Linked DNA regions of Homo sapiens: region 1 is linked to region 2. A link is a loop called in an ENCODE intact Hi-C map of the cell type or tissue named here. Cell type or tissue: dorsolateral prefrontal cortex. All regions are shown on one strand. Each heading gives the region's core, and the rest is flanking DNA. Links, peaks and the distances in the headings are about the cores only.

Region 1 (11,593 bases), core at 3,594-11,593, 58 kb after region 2:
AACCAGTCTTCTTGAGAGTTAATGATAATTATTACAACAATTGACACTTATTACATGCTAAACATGTGCCCAGTACTCTTTTATGAGCTTTGGGTGCATGGTCACATTTATCCTCCTAATAGTCTAAAAGGAAGGTAATCATATAATCCCCATTTCACAGATGAGTAACCCGAGACAAAGAAAGGTAAAATAAATTTCCCAAGGACATTGATTAGTAAGGAGTAAAGCTATAATATGAAACCAGGCAATTTGACACCAACGTCTACACTCTTTCCTCCTTTTCTAATCAACATGGAGAAAAGTGCACAAATCATAAGTGTGGGGCTAAGTTAATTTTCATAAATTTCATAAAGTAAGCCCACTTGGCACCCAGATCAAGAAATGGAGCATGACAGCCCCCAGAACCTCCATTTGTGCCCCTGCTAGTTTTTATCCCCTCCCAGAAAAAAAGTCCTATCCTGACTCCTAACACCACAGGTTAATTTCATTTTTTTAATAAATTGAATTATACAGTATTTTTTCTTTTGGGTCTGGCTTCTTTTACTCAACATTATGATTATAAAAGTTAACCTGCCATGTGTAAAGAATTAGCCATGTTATTGTTAGTGTTGTATAGTATTGTAATATATGACTAGACTACAGTTCATTCTACTGTTGAGGTAAATTTGAGTAGCTTCCAGTTTGGGGCTATGAAAAATAATTCTACCATAAAGATTCTTATTCATGTATTTTGGTGCACATATGTACATTTCTCTGTTGAGCATATTACATATGTCTCAAAGTATAATTGCTGGGTCATAGGGCATGTGTATGTTCATGTTATTAGAAAACATCAAATTGTTTTCAAAGTGTTTATACAAATTTACACTTTGACTAGCAGCATATGAGAGGTCCAGTTATTTCACATCCTCGCCAACACTTGGTATTGTTTGCCTTTTTATTTTTGGCCTTTCTGCTGGATGCATAATAATATTGTGATTTAGATTTACATCTCTCTGATAACCAGCAACGTTAAGAAAATCACTTTCTTTTGTTTTTAAGACAGGGTCTCACTCTGTCACCAGGGCTAAATGCAGTGGTGCAATCATGGCTCACTGCAGCCTTGACCTCCCAGGCACAAGCAATCCTCCCACCTCAGCCTCCCAGACACAAGCAATCCTCCCACCTCAGCCTCCCAAGGAGCTGACCTCCCAGGCACAAGCAATCCTCCCACCTTACCAACCTACAGGCATGCACCACCATGCCCAGCTAATTTTTGTGTTTTTTTTGTGGAGACAGGGTCTCACTGTGTTGCCCAGGCTGGTCTCGAACTCCTAGACACAAGTGATCCTCCCGCCCTCGGCCTCCCAAAATGCTGGGATTATAGGCATGAGCCACCGCACTGGGCCTTGTTTTAATCTTTTGCCCATTTTTCTTTCTGTTTTTTTTTTTTTTCTTTTGAGACGGAGTCTCGCTCTGTCACCCAGGCTGAAGTGCAATGGCATGATCTCGGCTCACTGCAAGCTCCACCTCCTGGGTTCACGCCATTCTCCCACCTCAGCCTCTCGAGTAGCTGGGACTACAGGCACCCACTGCTACACCCATCTAATTTTGTTTTTGTATATTTAGTAGAGACGGGGTTTCACTGTGCTAGCCAGGATGGTCTCGATCTCCTGACCTCGTGATCTGCCCACCTCGGCCTCCCAAAGTGCTGGGATTACAGGCGTGAGCCACTGTGCCCAGCCTCTTTTGCCCATTTTTCTACTGGGTTGTTCATCTTTTGCTGAGTTTTAAAAGTCTTTATATATCCTAAATAAATCGTTTGTCACAAATCCTTTATTAGAAAATATGTATCCTGGCTGGGCATGGTGGCTCATGCCTGTAATCCCAGCACTTTGGGAGGCTGAGGCAGATGGATCACCTGAGGTCAGGAGTTCAAGACCAGCCTGGCCAACATGGTGAAACTCCGTCTCTACTAAAAATACAAAAAATTAGCTGGGCATGGTGGTGCGCACCTGTAATCCCAGCTACTCAGGAGGCTGACGCAGGAGAATCGCTTGAACTCGGGCGGCAGAGTTTGCAGTGAGCTGAGATCACACCACTGCACTCCAGCCTAGGCAACAAGAGCGAAACTCCATCTCAAAAAAAAAAAAAAAAAAAGAAAATATATATCTCAAATAATCCTTTGCCGTAATTATCATTTATTACTCTCTTTTGCCTTTTCGCTTCTGTAAAGGTGTCCTGATGAACAAAAGTGATTATATTCTTAACTACCACACTACGCTGTTTCAATCCTGGAAAATGATCATAATTTTTAGTGTCATTATAATAATGGATATCTTAGGAAACCTATTTAATTGACATTTCAAAGTTGTGTTTATCCAGAGTGGCCTAATAAGCTATGATTGATTATCTATAACTGAACAGCTTGTCTTTAATGATCAAACTGAATTTTATATCACATAGTTTATGAACAATTCTGGTTTTTTTTTCTTCATGATAAAGATACAAACATAATCTCACCTAGGAAAACCTTTCCTCAAGAATCATGCTGTTCCAATGACCCCTTTATGAAGAAAAAATAGAGATGAAATTTTTTAATAAAAAAATTTAAATTACTTTTCAAATGAGTTTCACCACGACTTTTTTGGCAGGTAGATAAGCAAATTGAGTAGTTTTCTAAATCAACCTGCTGATAACGGTCCCTTAGACAATATAATTGGTCCGGCTAATTGTGTTCTCATATTGTTCAAATGGCTTATTCCTGATATTTTCTACCTGGAAATAAATGGCTTAACTTCATTTTTTGGGTTTGAGCAATGAGGCATCTATGTTCCCCACGTTTGCTTGGTTTTACGTTTTTTAAAACTTTTATTCCTCTGGGTGTTTGTTTCCTAAAGCTTCTAGAAGAAGTGTCATATTTCAGTTGATTCATTTGACAGTAGAGATGGTAACACACATAAAAATTTATTTCCAAAAATGTGATTTGTTAAAGCAAGTGACACTTATTGAAAATTGGAAATAATGGCATATTTGGAAACGTGTCTTCCTTATGTTTTCTGGTTCAGTGGGCTCCATGTTCTTATCTAGAATTGCTTTATAGAGTGGAGCTCCTTTAATTATTACAGCAATGCTCATTTTCTGCTTGTACTTGTCAAGCAGATGCTACCTCCCATAATAGATAAACTCTGAAATCTCAATGGCTTAACACAACAGAAGTTTATGTTGGTAGTTTTACATGTTTGAATGGATAGGGGATTCTTTCTGTTCCACAGAATCCATCAAAGACTTGAGTTTTATAGAATCTTTGCTGCCTTTAACAGATGATATCTGAAGTTGCCCGAATCTAGTCAGCAGATGGAGTAGAGAAACAGTGGAGAAGCCAGTGGGAGATTTTATGGGTCAGGCCCAAGAGATGTAATTCATTTCCACCTACATTCCATTGGCCTGAACTTACTCTCATAGCTCCACCTATGAGCAAGAAAGGCTGGGAAATTAGGTTCCTGTAATAATTCTGTACCATGGATACCATGGACAGGGAGCCTGAACATTTAATGTATAGCTAGTCATTCACCATTTTCACCATTACCAGGCAATACAGAAAGTTAGGACTAGAAGGCAAAAAGGAGCATTTTGTGGAGTTGAAACTCTGCCATTACAAAGGGATTCAGCCTTCTGATGCAATGCCTTGCAATCCCCTCTGTCTAAACCCTACCATGGCTTGTTTGTTCCTGTCAGGTTTTAATCTCAGACATCTAATGAATTTCACTTCCTGAATTTACTTAACCAGAGATTCCTACCTACTATTTTCCCCAGGAACAGCCCCTGGTCATGTCTTCTGGTCACTTCCATTCCAGGACAGGTATCCACCTCTCTTCCAGCTTTCCGATTCACCCCCGTTCTTGTCCCCCAAACACTGACAATCCCCATCAGCCAATCCTGCACTGTGGCCCAGATGGGGCAATACGTTTCACTGGGCCCATTACATTTCTCTCTTGCTAATGTACCAGTTCTAGTTCACTTTATTTTCCAGACAGCAGTTCAGAAGAGTAGAGTTTCTCTTTAAGCAGCTAATGAAGGCTTAGCACTTTAGACATAATTTTTCCCTTAAAATAATATCTCAGCCAACTTATAATAGACATTTTTGCCTTTAGCAATATTTTTCAAGGGCTGATTCCTAAACCAACATTACAGAAGAGTCTCTAATTTTACCTTACCTTTAGCAGGCAGTTCTTTCAGTTAACTGGGATGACGAGAATCTAAAATAACTCTAGGTTGGGCTATGTGGCTCACACCTGTAATCCCAGCCCTTTGGGAGGTGGAGGTGGGTGGATCGCTTAAGCCCAGGAGTTTGAGATTAGCCTGGACAACATGGCAAAACCCTGTATTCACACACAAAAATACATTAGCTGGGTGTGGTGGTGTGCACCTGTAGTCCTAGATATTCGGGAGACTGAGGTGGAAGGATCACTTGAGCCAGGGAGGTCAAGGCTGCAGTGAGCTATCATTGCGCTACTGCACTCCAGCCTGGGTGACAGAGTGAGACACTGTCTCAAAAATAAATAAATTAATTAATTAAAAATAAAATAACTCTAAGCAGTATCATATGCTACATTAGGCAGATTCACCTGTATCACCAACCTTGTGTCCAGTCTAACTAACTACATCCATATACTGCTCTCACTTGGAAGCCACGGATTTTCACATCTAGAGACTTAACTTTTGCCTCAGCGATAAATGTATAAAGTGTAACTCTAAAGCAAGGGTCAATAATCTACAGGCCATGCCCAAATCAAGCCTGCTGCCTTTGTGCATAAATAAAGTTTTATTGGAACACAGCCATGCCCGTTTATGTATGGATTGTATGTAGCTGCTATAGCTTTACAATGGCAGAGTTGAGGGGTTGCAACAGAGACTGTGTGAGTCTCAAGGCTTAAAATACTCACTATCTGGCTCTTTACAGAAAAAGTTTGTTGATTCTTGCTCTAAAGCAGAGAGACAGCTTCCTATGGAGGTGATATCTGAAAAGGATTTTGAAAAATAAGAAACATTTTACTCATAAGGGTTAGGGAAGATGCAAAGAAAATGTTTTTATTAAAAAGAATAAACATTTGAAACATAGTGATATGTGTGAGAACAACAGTCTGCTGTGTTTTCCCAGAGTATAAAACCCAAGAAGAAGATTGATGAGAGATGAACAGCACAGACAGACAGGGAGAGGCCACATCAAAAAGACCTGTATATACTTCATGCTAAGCAAGATGGATCCCCCACCCCCCACCATAGTTCAGTATTTCTCAGAGTATTTCCAATCAATGTTAATAAAGTTTATGGGAAAAAAAGAAAAAGAAAAGGTGCCCCATGGTTAAAACTGCCTGCAAAGTATTGGGTTTTAATTACTTTCAACAAATTGTTGAAACATTTATCATTCAATAAGTTGTTGTGGGACTTCTCAGAGACTTTAAAATGCATATCTCCATTGGAAACCTCTAAGAAAAGGAATGCAACCTGTAGAGTTCCCAACTTATCTGACTACACATCCTTCTTTGGCTAATTACTTCACATGCTTTTCACAGAACTTGTATTCACTAAAGCACTTTGGGAAATTATGATAATAGTCAGCCAGTGGAAAGATTTAGACAGAGAGATATGACCAGACTTGTGTTTTAGAAGAATGGCTTTGGCAGCTGTATGAGCAAAGGGCTTTCAGGAAGGAAGAACAAATGCAGGGAGACAAGGTAAGAAGCTGCTGCAATAGTCCAGGTAAGAGGTTATGGAGAATAATGTATCATTTCCCAAAACTTATTTGCATAGCATATTTGTTGTTAAAAAAAAAAAAAGTAATAGACTTATCTTATCTAAGAGGCTTCCTAGCTGGAGTGAAAGTTGCCTCTGGATCAAGATCTTCCTGTTTGGAAGAACCACCAAAGTCTGCAGCTTAGCTTGCCTTGGGTCTCACTCCCAGCCACTCCCTAAATCTGGACTTGACATCAGTTTCCAGCTTTTAGTTCTTGCCGATCACCTGGTTTATCAAAGCTTGCAGGGTCTGTGACTTGCCGCTTTGTTTTTCTATTACAGCATTTATAGCTTCCTGGAGTCTGCTTTGAGCAACTGCTTTCCCTTGCCTTACCTTCCAATACTCAAGCTCTTCAGCAACCTCACTGAGGCTGCCTGCCTGCAGGTTGGTTCATTAAGGTGATTTTGTACACCTAACCACTTTCTGAGTTTCATACCCCTGTTTGCTGAGAACGGTGACCCACTGGCCCATGCTGGGGCTCCCCTCTGATTTCCCCGACCGGAGCACTTCCTTAGACCTGTCTGCTCTCCTTTTTCTAGCTTCTACACCAGGTTTTACCATGTGTAAAATTCCACCTCCTAATAACTGGCTGCTCCTTTCTGCCTGGAACCTCTCATGTTGCTGCAACTGTGACTGAGCCAAAAATTTGACAACAAAGACAAAAATCAAACTCTACCTGATTCTTTTTTTCAGGGGATTTCCAAGACTTCTTTATGCCTCCTCAGGCTTCCTCTGGGCTGAGTGATTCAGCTTTTCTCTAAACTTTTGCCCAAGAATAGATTTAGAGATCAACCATCCTGAGGATGACTGCACCCACACTTAACTCTCTCCTTCTCTCTACCCACCTTTAAGGGATGCTACAGAAAGTATGATTTAAGGTATCTCACAGAACCAGGCCAGGCCAGAATCTGATTCTCCTCCAGTCATGGTCATTATGGCTCCTGTTTCATTTCCGTCATGTGGCTTAAAGGCACTCCCCATCACAGGGCCATTCAGCCTTGTCCATTTAACCTTGTTATTCCATGCAGAGCACATGCTGTCCCAGGAGAGGTCCAGTTGGGAGGGGCTGGAGAGGTGCTAAGCCAAGAGGATCCAGGGAGAGCAGAGGCAGCTCAACAAGAAGGGGTGTTAAGGGCCTTGCTCAGAAGAAGGCTGGCTCCGAGGAGCACAGAGCGGTTTGGCTGGAAGGTAATGAACACTCTTTGTCCGGCAGCGTCTCCCAGATCCCGCTGCTGGGCTCTGCAGAGCTGGAGCTGGTATGTTTCAGCCGCATGCCCTCCTCACTACCCCTGCAGTCCCTGGCTGTGGTCTGGTCCTTTGCCGGGCCAAACTATGTGATCTCTTTTGGTGAGCTGGCAGCCACACGCTATGAGCTGGACTGAACAGTATATGTCCCTGTTCCCTTGACTCATTATTTTACAACTAAACAATCAGCACATTTCTGTGAAAGCCGGTCTCCTCTTCTGAATTCTGAACCGCTATTCATTCAGGAACACATTTTAAGCTTTTTCATCCTAATGAATGTCAGATTACACGTTCAGGAAAAGAAAAAGGATGGCTCTGTAAAGGAACCGTTAGTTACGTCTAAGTGATAAAAGATGTGAATGCACTCTCAAAGTACTTATTCTTAATTATTCCACTTCTGAGAGACTTATTTGACTGACCCAAGCCAGCTCTAGAAACATTTGAAGCCTCATGTTTCCGTCTGGCCTGGAGGACGCTGAGCTTACAGAATTCCAAGCCAACGCAGAGACTTTTCTTTAGAATTGAGATGAGGAGCGTGGTGTTTATTTATTTATTTTTTTTTTCGTTTTTGGGTATTTTGTTTTTTTTTTCCTACAGACTTGTGTTTCAGGAAAAAATAATCAGTGTCAGGCAATTGTTTTCAGGGAGTGTGGTCTTCTGTTTATGTTTTTAAAACTTCAGGTAAGAAGAGTAGACCAATCTCTGAAAAGGAAATCATGGTTGATAGAAACCACGTTGAAGGGAAGGGCTACTCTGTTTCTCTGAGTTCTTCTGACAGGTCTCACTTACTAGTCTCATGTATGTATGTACATCTGACATGAGTATAGGTAGAAAAATGCAGTAAATACATCCTCCTAAAGTTCTGACCAACCTGGAAACAACATTTTCCTCCTTATCAGTCTTTCACCTAAAAATTTATTGTATTGTAGAAGACGTGAATCAGATCAAACTCATGATTTTTGAGTTTCAAAAATTTGTGAGTGGGTTTTTAAGTTTTACATTATTTCAAGCAGGGTAGAAATCAGAATTTCCAAGGTCAAGGTTTAAAAAATACCATGAAAACTTCGGGTAAGAAGAGTAGGCTAATCTCTAAAAAGGAAATCACAGTTGATAGAAAACCATGTTAAAGTTTAATTCTCTAAAGTTCCTTTCAAGATGGGACATTTAGGTAACATTTATACTGCATTTTGGCAGGTTCTGGGATACTTGTATGTATGTACTCAAACTAATAATAATGATTTTTCGAAAGAGGGAGGGAGGGAGGCAGGCAGGGCAGGCAGGCAAGACACCTAAGTATAAAGGGGTCCCTGGAGAACCTCCAACCGGCCTGTGCATGGGAAGAACAGGGTGGAGCCATGGAAGTTCATGCTGTTTGCAGGGGGAAGGAGCCTGGTCCCTCCTGTTCCTGTGTGGGAACCTGGGATTCAATCTGTGAGATGATGTCCTGTTAACAGGAACCCCTCTCTCACTTTGCTGCATGCTTTTCCTTTTTCCTTTTTGCCCAATAAATTCCATCCCCCTCACCCTTCAAAGCGTTTGTGAGCCTAATCTTTGCTGGTTGTGTGACAAGAACCCAGATTTTCCTACAACAAAGGGAGGGAGGGAAGGAAAGGATGAGAAACTTCGCAGGGAAAGTGGGATAAGCAGCCAGAAAAGGATTTTTAAAATAATACTCATGGTTCTCCATTCCCCAAGTCTCTAAGCCGAATGATGGATAATGAGAGCAAAGGAGGAAGGACGTTCAGAAGGTGATCATTGATCTCCCAGAGAGTAAAGAATTCAAATATTGTTTCTTTTCCTCGCCTCATTCTTGCCTGGTATCTCCGGGATTTGTAGTTGAATGAAGAAAGGATTTTATCCAGTTATTTCTTAAACTTCCCAGGAAACATATAAAAGTTGGCATACTGTAGACTCCCACGTTCAAATAAGTAATTCTTACTTTGCCAGTCACCTAGGAAAGAATGTCACTCGCCACTACCCCCTCCTAGGCCACATCCATATTCCAAGCCATTGACTCTTCTTTTCACTTGTTCCCTGTTTCAGACTCATCCTTCCAGAGGGTTTATAGCAGTGGATGTCTTCCAACCTTCTCTTAGTATCGTTTATAAACTCAAAATCTTTCTTATCTTCTTATCTTGAAAAATATACTTAGCAGTAAAGTGGTTGCTCAGTATTTTTTTCTATCCAGATTTCCTCATTTCCAAACTCAAGATATTGTGATCACTTCCTAGTATTATTTGACATTTTATTGAAAATTTTCCTTTCAATAAACACTGGGCAATTATAATAATGTTTATCACTGGGAAAATATGATGTGCCCCTGCTGCCTCCTTAATTTAATTTGATGTGATTTAGATGGGAGCATGCTGCATGGATGCTTCGATGTAGTGGACTAGAAAAACAGTAAATAATGGAATTAGGGAAACTATTGGGTTTGTCATTTCAATCTCCCCTGGATACTCAAAAACCTCTGTGGAATAAGAAAATTAACACTCTTGTACTTTGTCCACTGAAATCTAGCAGTATCTTCCAATGGAATGCGATAATCCAAGTACAAAACCTGTCTTAGAGAGTTTCATCTATATTGTTATTTTTACATGATTCCAGGTTGAACAGAATAATGGTCATCCATGCCATTTTTTCCCTGTATCAAAGACCTAAACATATGTTTTATTTTATTTTGTCCCTATGAGTCCTAGTCCTTAAAAAAAAAAAAAAAGGCAAAAAAGTTCAAATTAACAATCCCCTTTTATGGGTTCTGGAAAAATCGGGCACCACACATGTAAGGCAAATAATTAAAATTGCTAATCTACACAAAGCCACACTGTACATTACAAATATTAACAGAAAACCATTCACCTACATAATACATGAATGTGTTAAGTGTATGTGTATGTGTGAATATAAATGTGTAGCACCACAAAAAAAAAATCTTTAAAAGGAGAATAATTATAACAATATACTGGAACTCTTTGAAATTTTTTCTGCAAGAATTCTTTTATAAAAATTCTACAAAAAGTTTTTAAAGTAGCCACTTAGAGTACACAGACACTAAATTTGTTGATCTGCAAGGCTCATTTGAAGGACATTTTAAAGAGCGACCATTCTATAGAAGGAAAATGTGGGCAGTGCCCTTTCTAATGGTCCGCAGTGATAACGCTCTTTCCATGGTTAAGGAGTTTTTACAAATATTAACTGACTAATCTTCACAACCATTCTGTAGGAGGCAAATATTATTAATGGTTTCATTTTACCAATGGGGAACATGAGTCCAGGAGAGATTAAGTGACCTGCCGAACACCATAACAAGATAAAGTGCTAGAAAGAGGGTTAGGACACTGAAGATTCTGAATTTTAGTCTTCATTGTAAATCACAGAAGCAAGATAAAATACATGATACCATATTTTTTGACAAATAGGATCTCATGAACCTGAAACTTGTAATGTGAGCAATTTTGAAATTGCCAGTAATAAATGTATATTTTAAATAAATCACATAATTTATCTCAAGTGTCTGCTGAAAATAAATCTCCTATTTAGTAAAAAATATATAATACAAAAATCAGAAATTAATATATGCCTAACACAATCAATTCTTATCATGCTGGGTATGGTGATAACTCTGAATAGGCACAACCTATTATTGCCTCCTATGTAATAAGCTGATGACATCCACAATTTTCAGGGATAAGATCCTGTCAGGCCATGTCCATTATAAGCTACAGATACCTGTATCATGAGTGATCTCAAACTTCCAACTTAGTCTGGCCTGACTGGCTTTCCTTCATTTATTACTCCTCTTAGCCTGAGTCAGCTAAACTAAGCTGAGCAAAGAAGAAAATGAATAAAAAGGAGGGTAGGAGAGAGGAATAAGGAGATACAGGGTGAGAGGGAGAGAGATTTTTGAGATGATTGAGGCTGGTCAATATTTTGAAATATTATTTTATACATCTATCTGGGCTCTCCAGAGAAAGAGAACCCATAGGAATATATACATACCTACGGAGAGAGAGAGGCCAAGAAGTCCCACTTTCTGCAATGGGCAAGCTGGAGACCTAGCAGAGCCAATGGTACAGTTCCAGTCCAAGTCCAAAGGCCTGAGAACCAGGAAAGCCAATGACTCAAGCTCCAGTCAAAGTCTGAATGCAAGGGCAGGAGAAGATGGTAACGCAGAGCACATTTTCTCTTACTCCACCTTTGTACTCTATTCAGGCCTTCAGTGGATTGGATGCAGCCTACCCACACTTGGGGAGGGCAATCTGCTTTACTCAGTCGACTGCTGCAAATGTTAACCTCACCCTGAAGCACCTTTAGACATACCCAGAATAATGTTTAACTGAATATTTGGGCATCCCATGGCCTAGTCAAGTTGACATATAAAATTAACTATCACAGTATCACTCTTCAAATTTTCCTCCTACCCCTGGCCTTTCTCCCACTCAGGCAGCATTAGGCACCAAAGGAAAAAAGAGCTAATATTCAGCTTTTCAGGTTTATGGATTTATTTTACAAATGCAGCTAATAATATGCAATGTTGATTGTGGGTAGGCACTGTTCTAAGTGCTTTATAAA
Region 2 (16,616 bases), core at 3,855-11,854:
AATCAGAAGAAAATTATCTTCCAAAATACAAAGCCAAAATTAAATTTCATTTATAAATGTACATAGATTTTATACATTTTACATGAGCTTTTTTGCATAAAACTAATACCAGGTAGTAAAACATATACAACTTTATAATTCTATATGTAATGAAAGTCAAAACTAGAAAAATTTAAACAGGTTTAATTATTATTTAAAATCTCATTGTATTCTTTTTCAACCTGTCTCCCATATTTTCTATATTATTTATAATATGAAATTTATTCTTTGCACAGTAGTATGCTAAAAACAAGAAGGAACCAGTATTGATGCCAAAAAAGTAAAATAGATAGGTTTGTGCTTGAAAGATACAAATAACTCAAGCAAAATTGTTTTGCATTTGAATTATGCAGATACTATCTTATTCTCCATTTCACATTCTTTATGTAAACCTGATCTCTAACAAAGGTTTCAACTACCAAGCAAATTTAACACTTCAGCTGTTTACCAGGCCTTAAATCTGACCATTTTGGAGCATCTTCAAATGAGCCAGATGAGAAACTACTTAATTAGGATTTTAATTATTTTCTAGCATTCTGATAGTATCTGGGAGTCGCTGAGAAGCAGCTTGTTTCTGCAGTTTCTCAGCTGCTAACACTGTTCCCCAAGGTGGTGTTTGTGGTAAATTCCCAGCTCCAGGGAGCGCCAGATAGAAGCTGCACGCTGCAGAGCAGGGAGGTGCTACAGCCGGCCTGCCTGAACTTTCACTGCAGCCTGAACTCTATCATCTCAGTGGGACACAACTGTCTCCTTTCAGTAGGATGAAGTTAGTGTATTTTGGCTCCAGAATCCTGTTGTATCTTTGAACTTATCTGCCTTCCTACAGTGATTGAGTTCTGAATAATAAAGTGGGAGTCAGCAGTTGACGGTTCTAACTTTTAAGCAGAATCAGATAAAAGTGCATATGTGTGTATGTAGTTCACATATTTAAATATCAGTATTTTCGACCCATACATTAGTTTTAAAAGGATGAGAGAATTAACTTGATTATAAAATTGTGTCCTGTTTAAGATTTAACAACAAAATTCAGTAAGTAAAATAAAACCTCTATTCGCATTTAAGGGTATCTCAGTGTTTAGAGGTTAGGCATTTTATCTTTTTGTCAAATTGTTATATTTAAGTGAAATTCACTTATGGATTACCATGAAATGGCTTGCATTCAGGTAAAAATACATAGAAGGTTAACTCTTCTGTATTTATTATGGTTGGAGATTTACTCTGGAGCCTTACTGTAACATGATCCACTAGAAGGCAGACTTTAGTTTAAGGTCCTTTAATTCTCTCTGGAATTACTACTGAAACTTCTCAAGGGTCTCCATTTCATTTCTGTACAATCAAGCTTGATTCTGGAGGAAAACTGTGGTTGGCAGAACTCTAAGGATGGCCCACCAAGAATCCTGACTCTCGTTACTCAATCAAACACCAATCTAGGTACTATTGTGCAGGGATTTTGCAGATGGAAAATCCTGATCTAATCACAGGAGTCCTTCAAAAGTAGAGAATTTTCTGACTAGTGGCAGAAGGAGAAATCAGAGGACTTCAAAGCTTAAGCATTCGACATGCCATTGCTAGCATTGAAGATGGAGGGGCCCTGTGCAAGGATCAGAGCAAGGAGAGGCCTCTGGGAACTGAACTTGACTCGCAGCCCATGGCCAGGAAGAAAATAGCGATTTCAATCCTACAATCACAAGGAACTGAATACCAACAACAGCTTCAATGAGCTTGGAAGCAAATTCTTCCCCGGAGAGTTCAGATAAGAGCTCAGCAAGATTCGTACCTTGCGAGAGACCCTAAACAAAAAACCTTGTGGAAACTTGCAGGACTTCTGACCCACAGAACGACAGAATGGAGCTAACAGACAGGTGTTGTCTTCAATTCCTAAGCTTGCGGTAATTTGTTAGGAAGCAATAGAAAACTTACGAAACAGTGCCTCTGAACATTCAGATTGGCAGATTGTTCTGCCAATTCTGACTTTATCGAAAGACTCGGTTTTTGTTTGTTTTTCAATTCTGACTTATCTCTGTTTATCTATCCACACTTCCTTGCTTATACCTGACTTACACCTTTAGTTTGGCCTTTCCTGATCTACTTATTTGCATTCTTGCCAGCAGATAAAAAAGCAAAATACATCAAGGTCAGGCCGGGCGTGGTGGCTCACACCTGTAATCCCAACACTTTGGGAGGGTGAGGTAGGTTGATCACCTGAGGTCAGGAGTTCAAGAACAGCCTGGCCAACATGGTGAAACTCCGGCTCCACTAAAAATGCAAAAATTAGCCAGGTGTGGTGGCAAGCACCTGCAGTCCCAGCTACTTGGGAGACTGAGGCAGGAGAATCACTTGAACTCAGGAGGCGCAGGTTGAAGTGAGCCGAGATTGTACCACTGCACTCCAGCCTGGGGCACAAGAGCGAAACTCTGTCTAAAAAAAAAAAAGGGCAGTACTTACTTATACTATGTTTTCCAAAGTATAACTACTGGTGGTATCTATTAACATGGTTTTAGATGGTTCCTGGACCTAGCATTAATTAACACTCTCCAATCCTTCTGACTCAATAAAGAAGAAAGCCTCTGTTAGATATTAATATGATTTAAAACCTATCCAACACTGACAAATTTCCCCTTTTGGAGCCTGCCTCAGGTGGAGAGCCCTCCATAGTCATGGAATCCAGCTAGAACTTAATATCATATATTTTATTGTATTATTTTCCATTTATACTTCTGGCAAGCTGTATTGGCTTTCTAGTTTGGATGGCAATATAAAGTTTCTTTTTTAAGAAGTGATATTGTTCAGTCTCAGTTGAAATTTTCCCATCCATATTTTGATATCTCTGAAATCAAGATGTGTCTAATAATCTTTGGGCTTTCACTGTCTCTGGCTGCCCTCTTGCCCCACAGAGCAGACCCAAGCAACAACAAAAAAAACGTGTACTCAGCAACTCCCCTCCCCAACCCTCCTGGGTCCAGTCCATACAGTCTCCTTGTCCCATTCACCTCTCTCCTGAACTCAAGACCAGGAGTCCCTGGACTAAAAACTCAGGGATTTTACACTGGACAAGACTGGTGCAAAGCAAGGTAGATTTATGTAGGCCATGACTCTATTAACATTCATAGCTTTCAACGCAGAACCAAAAAGACTTTTAAAAAATTGACTGGGAAATAGTTCAGAAACTCATCCAGGGCTAAGTAGAAGTCTAAGTGAGCCTTTTTTTTTTTTTTTTTTGAGATGGAGTCTCACTCTGTCTCCAAGGCTGGAGTGCAGTGGCACAATCTTAGCTCACTGCAACCTCTGCCTCCTGGGTTCAAGCGATTCTCCTACCCCAGCCTCCCGAGTAGCTGGGATTACAAGGACGTGCTAATTTTTGTATTTTTAGTAGAGACAGGGTTTTGCCATATTGGCCAGGCTGGTCTCAAACTCCTGACCTCAGGTGATCCACCAGCCTTGGCCTCCCAAAGTGCTAGGATTATAAGCGTGAGCCACCACGCCCGGCCAGTGAGCCTTTTCAGTAAGTGAAAAATAAAACTCCTAGGATAAGAAGGCATTGTGTTATAATTTAGTTGACAGGTTTTTTTTTTTTTCTATTTTGGAGGTAAAAAAAAAAGATAAGATAAGGGTGCATCTTACAGTATATAGTACATAAGATTCAAAAAATATGGTAAATACATTTAAGTAAACATTATTAAATTAATAGTCCAAGTGTATAAAATTATGAAGGTGGGAACACAAATGAGTGAACTTTGTAAAACACTGGTCTGACACAAGGAAGTTGACTTCAGGACCTCACAGCTGGAAGTGTCAGAGTAACACATTAGCATTAACCCTAAAAGATAAAAAATAAAAATAATAATAATAATAATAAAAGGAATCTCTGGACTCTAGGCTTCCTTGAAAGTAAAAGCACTTTTGGTATTTGGTCTCTGGTTTCCCATGTAGGTAGAGAGTCACAGCCCTGATCTATTTTCAGGGTGGTGATGGGGACTTGGGGAGAGAGTCCTGTTTTCTGTGGTTGTTTGCTTGGAAAAGTAGTAATGACCTCCATGAACCTTGCATCAAAACTTCAACTCTTTCCTGATAGCACAGGTAAGAAGCAGAGTCCCATTTAGGATAGAGTAATAGAGTGAGTTTTGCAAATAAACATTGACTTATCTATAACATACGCTGGTTTCTGAGGTTTAAGGGACCACAGAAATTATAAAACCAAACTGAAGTAACATCTTGAAAATAAGTGGAGGCGAGCCATAAATTTGATGCCAGAGGCAGAGATGACCTTTTTAGTGGATGCGTTTTCTTTCCATCTTTTTATCCATTTTATCCATTCCATGTCTCCTGAAAATAGTGCTGCTCTGAGTTATTATCAGCCAGCTATGCTCTTCAGAGAAACAGAATCAACTAAAGGCATGTATGCGTTCCTTCCTCCACTCCACACCTCTTTGCGGTAAAGGAAAGTTGAAACAGCAAACAGTGCCATTGGCAAGTGTATCACACAGAGTTCCATTGGGCAAGCAGGATCACTATGGAATTAGGAGTTTATTATAGGAATTAGAACCTACATAATTGTGGGAGCTGCTGAATCTATGGAAGGATGTGGCCTTTGTATCTGCCTGAAGCCACTGTCAGTCAGTAGGCCCGGCAGTTGGGAAGATACACTAGATGTGACACAGGAAACAGAGAGGACACATGGGGGTCAGCAGACCAGCGACCGCATGCACAAGCTGCAGGAACTCCCGGCACCAGGCACCAGCCTTTGGAATTTAACAGCTGCCTCCCAAATCTTGTGCAAATTTCTCTTGTCCCCAACCCTAACCCAGTACACACAGGCAAGGAGATTCAGGGGAAAATAATTCCAACCTAACCAAGTTAACAAGGTACAAAACCACCACAACAAGGTAGTATCCTACTGCTGTCAAAGATCATAAGGCAGAGATAAGCCCAGAAGGTACCTCCAGGACATCTAGTCTTCATCTTTGTCTCCCATTTAGACCTCAAAAAAAGAAGTCCCATTATGGATTGATTTTCAACTTGTTTGTGTAAAACCTACACTGACACATTGTTTGGGATTGTCAGTCAAACTGCAAGGACTGAGCCTAGGGCTAAATGGCAGAATGGTATAACAGCACTGATGTTCTGGAAAATAGGCAGTCCTTCCCATTGGTGCTATGCTCTTAGCAAAACAACTCTCCCAGGTTGGATGTGTAGAGAACAGATAATATCAGGATACTGAAGGAGCTGATGTTTGGTTGAAAAAACACACACAAAAAAAGGGCAAGGGAGGGTGAGCAGAAAGCATAACTTAAGGAGACACTCTTTAAAATGAAGAGCTTCCAAAAGATCTGGGAGAAACCTTATACAACGTTTCATCATCCTCAAAGTTGTCCAGATGGTAAGCACCTGGAAATCCATGGCATTTTTTGCTATATATTATGAAGTGCTGATATATTTAATTTCATGTGAATTGAAAATAATTTTGCCAGAAGAAAATATAGCTATATTGTATGTATTGAATACTAAGTCCCAAAATACACATATGAACAGCAGTTTCACACTTGCTCACATGGGAAGCACCTTTTCAGAATACTACAGTATTGATATATTTGAATACCATGTGAACTGAGACCAATTTCACTTAAACATAACATGACTGTATGTGTACAATATAAAAGTCACTACCCTTTGGGAGGCTGAGGCGAGTGGATCACCTGAGGTCAGAAGTTCAAGATCAGCCTGGCCAATGTGGCGAAACCCTGTCTCTACTAAAAATACAAAAATTAGCTGGGTGTGGTGGTGGGTGCCTGTAATCCGAGCAATTAAGGAGGCTGAGGCAGGAGAATCGTTTAAACCCAGGAGGCAGAGGTTGCAGTGAACCAAGATCGCGCCATTGAACTCCAGCCTGGGCAACAGAGCAAAACTCCGTCTCAAAATAAATAAATAAATAAAATAAATTATAAAAATTAAAAAAAAATAAAGTCACTATCACAAGCATATACTTCCTCAAAACTGAAATAAATGGTTGTTTCCAAATATTTCAAATGAGAATCATTTACTACTTTTTCACATACTCTTTTTTTTTTTTTTTTTCGAGACTCAGTCTTGCTCTGTCACCCAGGCTGGACTGCAGTGGCGCGATCTCGGCTCACTGCAAGCTCCGCCTCCCGGGTTCACGCCATTCTTCTGCCTCAGCCTCCCAAGTAGCTAGGGCTACAGGCACCCACCACCATGCCCAGCTAATTTTTTGTATTTTTAGTAGAGACGGGGTTTCACCATGTTAGCCAGGTGAGCGGATCACAAGGTCAGGAGATCACAGACACTTTTCATCTGCTAGTCCAAATAGTCATAAATTAAAAAAAAGATTTATGGGTAAAGAGCCTTAAATTGAGAAAAAAAAAAGTCTCTTCAGTACCTTATGTTTTTGAGAGTTAGGAAAAGTCAGGCCATTACCCCATATCAAGTTCCAAAAACCCCAGTTACACTGGTAACAGGCACATGTTGCACAGGATCTTGGTTTGAAAACCATCAATCTAGACCAAACCTCTAATATATAGATAAGAAACCTGGCCTAGAGAGATTATGACTTGCCTGAGGTCATATAAATAATTGATGACAGACTTGAGACTGGAAATCATGTCTCATTCCTAATCCTGTGTTTTTTCCAGAGTAGCCTGGATCTAGATTTAACCACCCACTGGGAAGCAGGTAGTTTCTTTCAAGAAGAGGCTCACAGAAAACTATGAAAAAGGGGATATAGGGAATGCTTGGATAGGTTCTGCTAGTAGTTCACCCAGCCTCAAACTTAAAATCATTCTTCAGATTCCATAGAAAAGTGGTAGACTAAACCTAAATGTTAAACTGCATTCAACTGCTCCTCCACCCCCAGAATCATATAGAAGTCACTGAAGGAATATGAAAATAGGAAAACATCCTTGATACATATCAGCTGTAGATACAAAGGAAGAGTACCACCCACATGACTGAAAGCATGAGATAACATCTCTAAGAAACACAGCAGAATGCATCAGGCTGATGGAAGTGCCGATTTATAACATGTGAAGTAGAAGAGATCTGAATGGAACCCTATTAAGACCCATTATCTGGCCCCTTACAGAAAACATTTGCCAGTCCTGGCCCTAATAAGTTGAAATGTTATCATGCATGGTATCTTCACCAGAAAGGCAAACAAGTTTTATCTCATGCTTTAACTCTGATCATTTGAGAAGTGGTTTTCTGGCTGACTGTGTTGGGGAGGTGTGACAGTTAATTTTATGTGTCCACTCAACCGGATCACAAGATGCCCAGATATCTGTTATACATTACCTTGAGTATGTCTGTGAGGGTGTTTCTACGCTTCCAGAAGAGATCAGCATTTAAATCAGTGGACTGAGGAAAGCAGATTGATTGCCCTGCCCCTTGTGGTTGGGCATCATCTATTCCCTTGAGGGCCTGAATAGAACAAAAATATGGAGAAAGGGAGGATTAACTGGCTCTCTGCCTGACTGCTTGAGCCTGAACATCGATCTTCTCCTGCCCTTGGTGCTCCTGGCTCTCAGGCCTTCAGACTTGGACTGGGATTTACACTATCAGCTCTCCAGCTTTCAGGCCTTCAAACTAGAACATTGTCTTTCGTGGGCCTTCAGCTTGCAGAGTAGATCACGAGACTTCTCAGCCTTCATAATCACTGAGCCAGATTAAATAGAAGAGACAAAGAGAAAGAGAGAAGGAAGGAAGGAAGGAAGGAAGGAAGGAAGGAAGGAAGGAAGGGAGGGAGGGAAGGAGGGGGGAAGGAAGGAAAAAAGAGGAAGGAAAGAAAGAGAAGAAAGGAAAGAAAAAAGGGGAGGGGAGGGAAGGGGAAGGGAAGGGAAGGGAAAGGAAGGGAAGGGAAGGGAAGGGAAGGGAAGGGAAGGGGAAAGAATCTCCCATTGGTTTTGTTTCTCTGGAGAATCTTGACTCAATACAGAAGGGTTCTAGGAGTGCAAGTTCCTGGAAAACTCTGTTGCTTTCAACCTTTCTTTTTTTTTTTCTTTTTTTTGAGATGGAGTTTTGCTCTTGTCACCAGCTGGAGTGCAATGGTGCGATTTTGGCTCATTGCAACCTCCTCCTCTTGGGTACATGTGATTCTCCTGCCTCAGCCTCCCAAGAGCTGGGATTAGAGGCATGTGCCACCACACTCAGCTAATGTTTGTATTTTCAGGAGAGACGGGGTTTCGCCATGTTGGCCAGGCTGCTCTCGAACTCTTGAACTCAGGTAATCTGCCCGCCACTGCCTCCCAAAATGCTGAGATTACAGGCCTGAGCCACTGTGGCCAGCCTGCTTTCAATCTTTCAATGAGTGATTTTTACCATGTATGTGTAGGAGGGGTACTCCTTGCTTACATAGCATGTATTTACTATACTTTAGTTCATCAGGAAACACTGTGGCATTATTTAGAGACCATAATTTCTTAAGTCTACTCTATTCACACTTCCCAAAACTTTTCTTAGCTATGGTCAAATGGTTATATGTATTTCCACACTCATGTCCTGTCCATGCACTTGGGTTACACATTATTGTTAATGTCAAGTAATTATGCCCCCATTTTATTTCCTGATGATCCTACAAGTTGTGTAACTTCGGGCAAATTACTGAACCTTTCTAAGCCTCAGCTTCCTCTTCTGTAAAACGGGGATAATTCTAAAGGTCTACTTCATAAGGTCAATGGAAGTATTAAACGAATTACTGGCTGGGTGCAGTGGCTCAGGCCTGTAATCCCAGCACTTTGGGAGGTCGAGGGGGGCAGATTGCCTGAGCTCAGGAGTTTGAGACCAGCCCGGGTAACATGGCAAAATCCCATCTCTACTAAAAATACAAAAAAATTAGTCAGGCATGGTGGTTCGTGCCTGTAGTCCCAGCTACTCAGGAGGCTGAAGAATGAGAATCATTTAAACTCGGGAGGCGGAGGTTGCAGTGAGCCAAGATCACACCACTGCACTCCAGCCTGGGCAAGAGAGTGAGATTCTGTCTCAAAAAAAAAAAAAAAAAATTAAATTAATTACTGATTGCAGGACTAGCAATGTTTAGTGTACAATAAGTGTTAACCATTATAACTATTATTATCTCCCTTTTATATATGAGAAAAACGAGGCTAAGTAATTAACCCAAGGTCACATTGTGTCCGGAATTGGTGGGTTCTTGGTCTCACTGACTTCAAGAATGAAGCCGCGGACCCTCGCGGTGTTACAGCTCTTAAGGTGGCACGTCTGGAGTTTGTTCCTTCTGATGTTCAGATGTGTTCGGAGTTTCTTCCTTCTGGTGGGTTCGTGGTCTCGGCTGGCTCAGGAGTGAAGCTGCAGATCTTCACAGTGAGTGTTACAGCTCATAAAAGCAGTGTGGACCCAAAGAGTGAGCAGTAGCAAGATTTATTGCAAAGAGCACAAGAACAAAGCTTCCACTGTGTGTTAGGGGACCCGACCGGGTTGCCACTGCTGGCTTGGACAGCCTGCTTTTATTCTCTTATCTGGCCCCACCCACATCCTGCTGATTGGTAGAGCAGAGTGGCCTGTTTTGACAGGGCGCTGATTGGTGCGTTTACAATCCCTGAGCTAGATACAAAGGTTCTCCACGTCCCCACCAGATTAGTTAGATACAGAGTATCCACACAAAGGTTCTCCAAGGCCCCACCAGAGCAGCTAGATACAGAGTGTCGATTGGTGCATTCACAAACCCTGAGCTAGACACAGGGTGCTGATTGGTGTGTTTACAAACTTGAGCTAGATACAGAGTGCCGACTGGTGTATTTACAATCCCTGAGCTAGACATAAAGGTTCTCCAAGGCCCCACCAGAGCAGCTAGATACAGAGTGCCAATTGGTGTATTTACAATCCTTGAGCTAGACATAAAGGTTCTCCAAGGCCCCACCAGAACAGCTAGATACAGAGTGTCGATTTGGTGCACTCACAAACCCTGAGCTAAACACAGGGTGCTGACTGGTGTATTTACAATCCCTGAGCTAGACATAAAGGTTCTCCAGGGCCCCACCAGAGCAGCTAGATACAGAGCTAGACACAGGGTGCTGATTGGTGTGTTTACAAACCTTGAGCTAGATACAGAGTGCCGATCGGTGTATTTACAATCCTTGAGCTAAACACAGGGTGCTGATTGGTGTATTTACAATCCCTGAGCTAGTCATAAAGGTTCTCCAAGGCCCCACCAGACTCAGGAGCCCAGCTGGCTTCACCCAGTGGATCCCGCACGGGGGCTGCAGGTGGAGCTGCCTGCCAGTCCTGCGCCATGCGCTCGCACTCCTCAGCCCTTGGGTGGTCGATGGGACTGGGCGCCCTGGAGCAGGGGGTGGTGCTCGTGGGGGAGGCTCGGGCTGCACAGGAGCCCACAGACGTGGGAGAAGGCTCAGGCATGGCGGGCTGCAGTCCTGAGGCCTGCCCCGCGGGAAGGCAGCTAAGGCCTGGTGAGAAATCGAGTGCAGCGCCTGTGGGCCGGGCACTGCTGGGGGACCCAGTACACCCCGCAGCCGCTGGCCCGGGTGCTAAACCCCTCATTGCCCGGTCCAGCAGGGCCAGCCTGCTGCTCCAAGTGTGGGGCCTGCCAAGCCCACGCCCACCCAGAACTCCAGCTGGCCCGCAAGCGCTGCATGCAGCCCCGGTTCCCGCTCGCGCCTCTCCCTCCACACCTCCCAGCAAGCTGAGGGAGTGGGCTCCGGCCTTGGCCAGCCCAGAAAGGGGCTCCCACAGTGCAGCGGTGGGCTGAAGGGCTCCTCAAGTGCTGCCAAAGTGGGAGCCCAGGCAGAGGAGGCGCTGAGAGCAAACGAGGGCTGTGAGGACTGCCAGCACGCTGTCACTTCTCAACATTGTCAGTAAAAGACAGAATTGGAATCTGAACTAAGCATTTTGCACAGCTGTCATTGGGTGGCGAAAGCAAAGGTGGTTTATAATGTTTTTTGGGGGTTTTTCCAAATTTCCTAAATGTTATGTAGTAGGCATGTAGGACTTCTGTAATCACAAAATAATACATTTTATAGGCATTATTTTAAAAATAAAAATGTAGAAATGATCACATAGGACCTTTTCCTTGCCTTTCTGAAGTCCTTTAGGTCCTGTCTGATGTGTCTCCTAACTTCTGACATCCCGGATTTTTTTTATTATACTTTAAGTTCTGGGATACATGTGCAGAACATGCAGGTTTGATACATAGGTATATGCGTGCCATGGTGGTTTGCTGCCCCCATCAACCCATCATCTACATTAGGTATTTCTCCTAATGCTATCCCTCCCCTTGCCCCCAACCCCTCAACAAGCCCCGGTGTGTAATGTTCCCCTCCCTGCGTCCATATATTACCACTGTTCAACTCCCACTTATGAGTGAGAACATGAGGTGTTTGGTTTTCTGTTCCTGTGTTAGTTTGCTGAGAATGATGGTTTCCAGCTTCAGCCATGTCCCTGCAAAGGACATGAACTCATCCTTCATCCCAGATTTTTTACCTGCTTCACTGAATTTCCCTTCACCCCAATAATAACTGATCTTTCTATAGTAATTTAAAATGTATAAAGTATCACCAAATTATCTCATTTAATCCTCAGAGCAATACTTGCAGCCTGTGTTACCCACTTTGCAGATGAGAAAGATAAGGCTTATAGAAAAACATGATCACTTAATAAATAAGGAGCCGAACAAGGACTCAAATCCAGATGTTCCATTTCCAGAGCATTCCACATCCATTCCAGAATGCGGTTCCAAAACGTCCAGTTCACTTCTGCCATCCTATATTATGCTTTCTGTAGACGTCCCTTGTATATTTTGATTTCTGATTAACTCCCTGGGTTATGTTTTCCTGCATCACTTTGACCTTTGCCAGGTACATGCTGATCATCTGACCCATCAGTGTACTTCCTACACCAGACCTTTGATTTCTCTTAGCATGACTTAATATTCTTGGGCTTCACTTCTATCACAAATTTGTAACCCTGTAACTACATGGCCCTGGCTCAGATGCATAGATTGTTTCTAGATGTGTCAAATATGGAAATTTCTTTCACTTAAATATTATTCTTCCCTACAAAAAACATTAACTAGCTTTCCAGGATTGGCCATGATGTGTGATATACTTTGTGTAAGTTTTCATTAGAATCAAATTAGAAAATACTTTGGAAAAAGGCAAACACTAAACACATAAAACACATTATTATTGTGTTATCTGTGTGTAAATATATCCTCCCTGAGTAGCCTTCTAGGCAGGGGAAGAAGTAAATAGGCACTTCATGCCTGGTACAACTTTTATGGAAGGAATATTGGGAATACATATTCAATGCTATTAAAAAAGCATTAATACTCTTTAATCCAACAGTTCCACTCCTAGGAATTATATTATACCCTTTAGTTATAATAAATCAGGTGAACATAGGTTTATATAAAAGAATGATCATCACTGCTATTTGTAACAGCTAAAAATCATAAACAACTCATATGCAAAATAAAATGCTATTAAATAAAATATGGCACGTTCATGTGATGGAACACTATGTAGCCATTAAAGTCATGTTATAGGAGACAATTTAACAGCATGGAAATTTTTCATCATTTATTATTAAATGAAAAAGAAGCTTACAAAACACCATTTGAAATGTGTTCTCTATTTTATTTTGTTTCTATGGGCATAGAAAACAGATTAGATGAATAAACACTAAAAGGTTAACTCTGGGTGGCCCTAAATGATGATATATTATGAATAATTTAAATCACTTATTTCTGCTTTTTTAAAATCATTTTTTACAATAAACACTACTTTGTAATCAGAAAAAGATATGCATAAAAAGGAAAATAGAGCAAAGATGAAAAAAGGCCATCCATTTAGTTTATACCCCAAGATTAATTTTAAATGAAACAGATTTCTTTAAATACTTCTAGAAATAATTCCTCTTGTACATGTTCAGAGAGGAAAATTTACTTTCACAATAGTCCTCATCTTTAGCAACTGGACCTGTACAGCTATCTAAAATGCTAGAAAAAAAAGGAAGAGCCTTAGTTTTCAAAATTCAATTATATTTTATTTTCATTTCAGAGCCACACTGTTATGATGTAAAATGGTGCCTTTTATGTAAGTTTTCAAAGATATGAAAACTCCTAATCAGCCTAGCTGACCAGGTTTTTTGTTACCTGTTATTTCATATCCCTTACCAATTGTTACTAATATTCTATATGACATAGACTAAGATTCCCAAAGACTGTGGGGAAAAAAACTATTACCACAATGTTTTGAAAAAAAAAAAAAAAAAAACAACAACTCTTCGTAATGCAATGGACTACATTCAGTTTTGTTATGTATTATTATGAATAAGTTTAATTTGGTGCCTATCTGCACACTATACCTCTTTTGTTCTTGTAACTTTACAGGTTTTTCCCCTAGCCACTGAATATTTGTGTTTTTTCATTAACCACAAATATATTCATCTTTCAAATATAATTTAAATTTATCCCCATCGATCTATTTTTCTTCTTCTAATCTTCCCATATATCTTATGTTAAATTCCTCTTCCAGCTCATTAATAATGTGTTAAACAAGGCTAGCCTTTATAGCAACCACACCTTTAGACAACTCCCTATACCTAATACATTGCCTTTTATCGTTACTGATATTAAATCCTTGAAGCCATTTTTTTTTTTTTGAGACATAGTCTCGCTCTGTTGCCCAGGCTGGAGTGCAGTGGCGTGATCTTGGCTCACTGCAAGCTCTGCCTCCCAGGTTCACGTCATTATCCTGCCTCAGCCTCCTGAGTAGCTGGGACTACAGGCGCCCGCCACCACGACTGGCTAATTTTTTGTATTTTTTAGTAGAGACGGAGTTTCACTGTGTTAGCCAGGATGGTCTGGATCTCCTGACCTTGTGATCCACCCGCCTCGGCCTCCCAAAGTGCTGGGATTACAGGCGTGAGCCACCACGCTCGGCCAAAGCCAATTTTTAATACCAGTGACAGTAGTCTTATTCCAGCCAACTTGAACTAGCTTCATAAGTAATTTCATGAAACAGTATAGAAAATAATTTGCAATAGCACAATTTTAAAACAGATTATATAATTTTCACTGTATTTCATTTTTCACTGATTTTGTAAATTTTTCCCCAAATAGTTTACTTTAAATGAACCCTGACATTGGCATGTCTAAAGACAAATGCATTATCTTCCTCAAACTTCTCAGCCCTGTTCTTCCTGAGTTCCTTTTTCCTGTCATCAACAGTCACTTAATTGTAGAAGACATTATCATTGATTATTCTCTTTTTTGGCTCTTTTTCTATCAGTCACAACATCTGATCCTCCTGGTACTACCTTATATGGTGATTTTGCTAATGCTTTTGTCTCTACAATGCCTGCTTCCCTTCCTTCACAGCAACAAGTTCCTCATTTATTCTGTGAAGGCTTCCTAAACCACCCACCATTCTTGTTCCACAGCCTCCACACCTATCCACGACTCTTGCAGAATTAATCATTTCCTTTTTATGTTCCCCAAACTCTGGACATTTTTGTTATATACTCGGAAAATAAAACAGAATAACCAATAATGTCACGTCATCTACATTTGACTGTTCTCCAGCAAAACATTTCAAGCAATACAAAAGAAATGATGCTGTGAAGATTTGACTCATGACAACAAGACAACTGTTTCACCTCCCCATTTTGCTCCTTGTGTTTTACTCCATGATAGGGATAAAAAGAATTAGATCTCGCCAGATGCGGTGGCTTGCGCCTATAATCCCAGCACTTTGGGAAGCAGAGGTGGGTGGATCACTTGAGCCCAGGAGTTTGAGATTAGCCTGAACAATATGGCAAAACTCTGTCTTCATAAAGCAAAATACATTAGCTGGGCGTGGTGGCACGTGCCTGTAGTCCCAGCTACAGGGAAGGCTGAGATCAGAGGATCATCTGAGCCTGGGAGATTGAGGCTGTAGTGAGCTACAATCACGCCACTGCACTCCAGTCTGGGCAGCAGAGTGCAATCCTGTCTCAAACAACAACAACAAAAAGGAATTACATCTTAGACTGATAAAAATCACAATCCTGGGAAGAATGGTCCTGCTCCCTTTAATTTTCCTATCTTCCTTGTGCCAGGTAATGTAAGTTATAAGTTCAAAGGCCTTCCCTCCTATGTGGCTGAAAGAAACATTCTGATTAAACAGATCAATTAGCAAGTGTTTTTTTTAATTGACCCCTAAAACTGTGCCAAACATTGTACTATAAATTCTACGTAAGTATTTTTCAAACTGTAGGTTGAAACCCATAAGGAAATCAATTTAGGGTCATAAAATCATTTTGGTGGGTCTCGACCAGCATTTTTTTTTACAAATAAAATGAAATAGAATTGAATAGAAAATAGCAGAGTGCATTACATATGTACATACTGAATCTCAACATAATTTGTATTTTTTTCCTGTGGTTTCCAGTACAAAATATTGAGTAATACTGTGCTACAGGGTATAGAAGAATACATATTTCTTGCTCCTAATATGCTTGAAGTCTATTTGAGAAGAATAAATTTGTGCATATGAAATAGAGAACAAGTCTATGACTATCTCTAATTCAATTCTGTTTTACTTGATGAATGTGGATGTGAATTTGAATGATTAGGGAGCTTTGACAGGTGAGTTGGTACTGTGGTTGGTGCCACTGAAAGTGAATAGAATTTGGATTTTGTGTAGGTGTGGAGAACATTTTATAAAACAACCATCACATCAGCCAGTGATTGAATAGAGCAGATAAGAAGTTTACAGAAAGACTACAAAACAAGATTTGCTTAAATTGATTATATGAGTAAATTACTTATATACATGTCCTATAATAAAATATGACCGCTCTACTACCTTCCCCTGCCACTACCTACTGGCCGTCCAACTCCTGCTCTAAATCTCAGCTTAGCTTTACTTCCCTTTCAGATGGTCCTCCTGTAATTTCTCATAGTATTCTTTTTTTTTTTTTTTTTTTTTTTTTGAGACAGAGTTTCACTCTTGTTGCCCAAGCTGGAGTGCAATGGCATGATCTCAGCTCACCGCATTCTCCTCCTCCCAGGTTCAAGCAATTCTCCTGCCTCAGCCTCCCGAGTAGCTGAGATTACAGGGATGCGCCACCACGCCCAGCTACTTTTGTATTTTTAGTAGAGACAGGGTTTCTCCACGTTGGTCAAGCTGGTCTTGAACTCCTGACCTCAGGTGATCCGCCTGCCTCGGCCTCCCAAAGGGCTGGTTACAGGCATGAGCCACCATGCCTGGCCTCTGATAGTATTCTTTAACAGCATTGTCATTGCCTATTTGCTTTTCTTTTTTTTTTTTGGAGACAGAGTCTCACCTGCTTGCTTTTCTATGCCCCCGATGACTGGCACATCTATGATGACAGTAGCTGCACCCATCTTGTTCACTTTTTCTGCCCCTGAGTCAAGCAGAGAGCTAGGTACAGTTAGCACTCCATAAACACTTATCAAACAAATAATATCCAAAAATAACTCGATATAAATAATATCCAATTTGTAACTTAGAATGTTACAAATTGTTTTGCATTTAATAAAAGTTACCATTTGCAGAGTTGAGGACTGGGTGATGAAGGATTTTTCACTCTGC

Evidence for each region. Hi-C counts contacts between places; a loop is a spot of excess contacts. Peaks named below come from ENCODE experiments on the same cell type or tissue, not always from the same donor. Only the 100,000 strongest peaks of a DNase experiment are listed, where the experiment ranks them.
Region 1: it touches region 2 in a loop (6-fold over the local background); 2 of 110 quality-filtered maps call a loop at or near these places.

The regions. Positions count from the first base shown.
Region 1 is chr9:17,013,649-17,025,241 of GRCh38, reverse strand. LOC124902126 (a long non-coding RNA gene) reads left to right here and starts at 5,628. Exons shown (of 3, transcript XR_007061426.1): 1 at 5,628-5,717; 2 at 6,805-6,964. It overlaps LOC105375983 (a long non-coding RNA gene), which reads right to left and starts at 11,170. Exons shown (of 3, transcript XR_001746628.1): 1 at 11,021-11,170; 2 at 4,926-5,000. In dorsolateral prefrontal cortex, for the core only: no CTCF peak of the experiment used is centred there; a DNase peak (open chromatin) is centred at 7,041; H3K27me3 peaks cover 667 bases.
Region 2 is chr9:17,066,673-17,083,288 of GRCh38, reverse strand. No RefSeq gene overlaps it. Among named protein-coding and RNA genes, the nearest start is that of CNTLN, 60 kb to the left of the region's middle. In dorsolateral prefrontal cortex, for the core only: no CTCF peak of the experiment used is centred there; no DNase peak of the experiment used is centred there.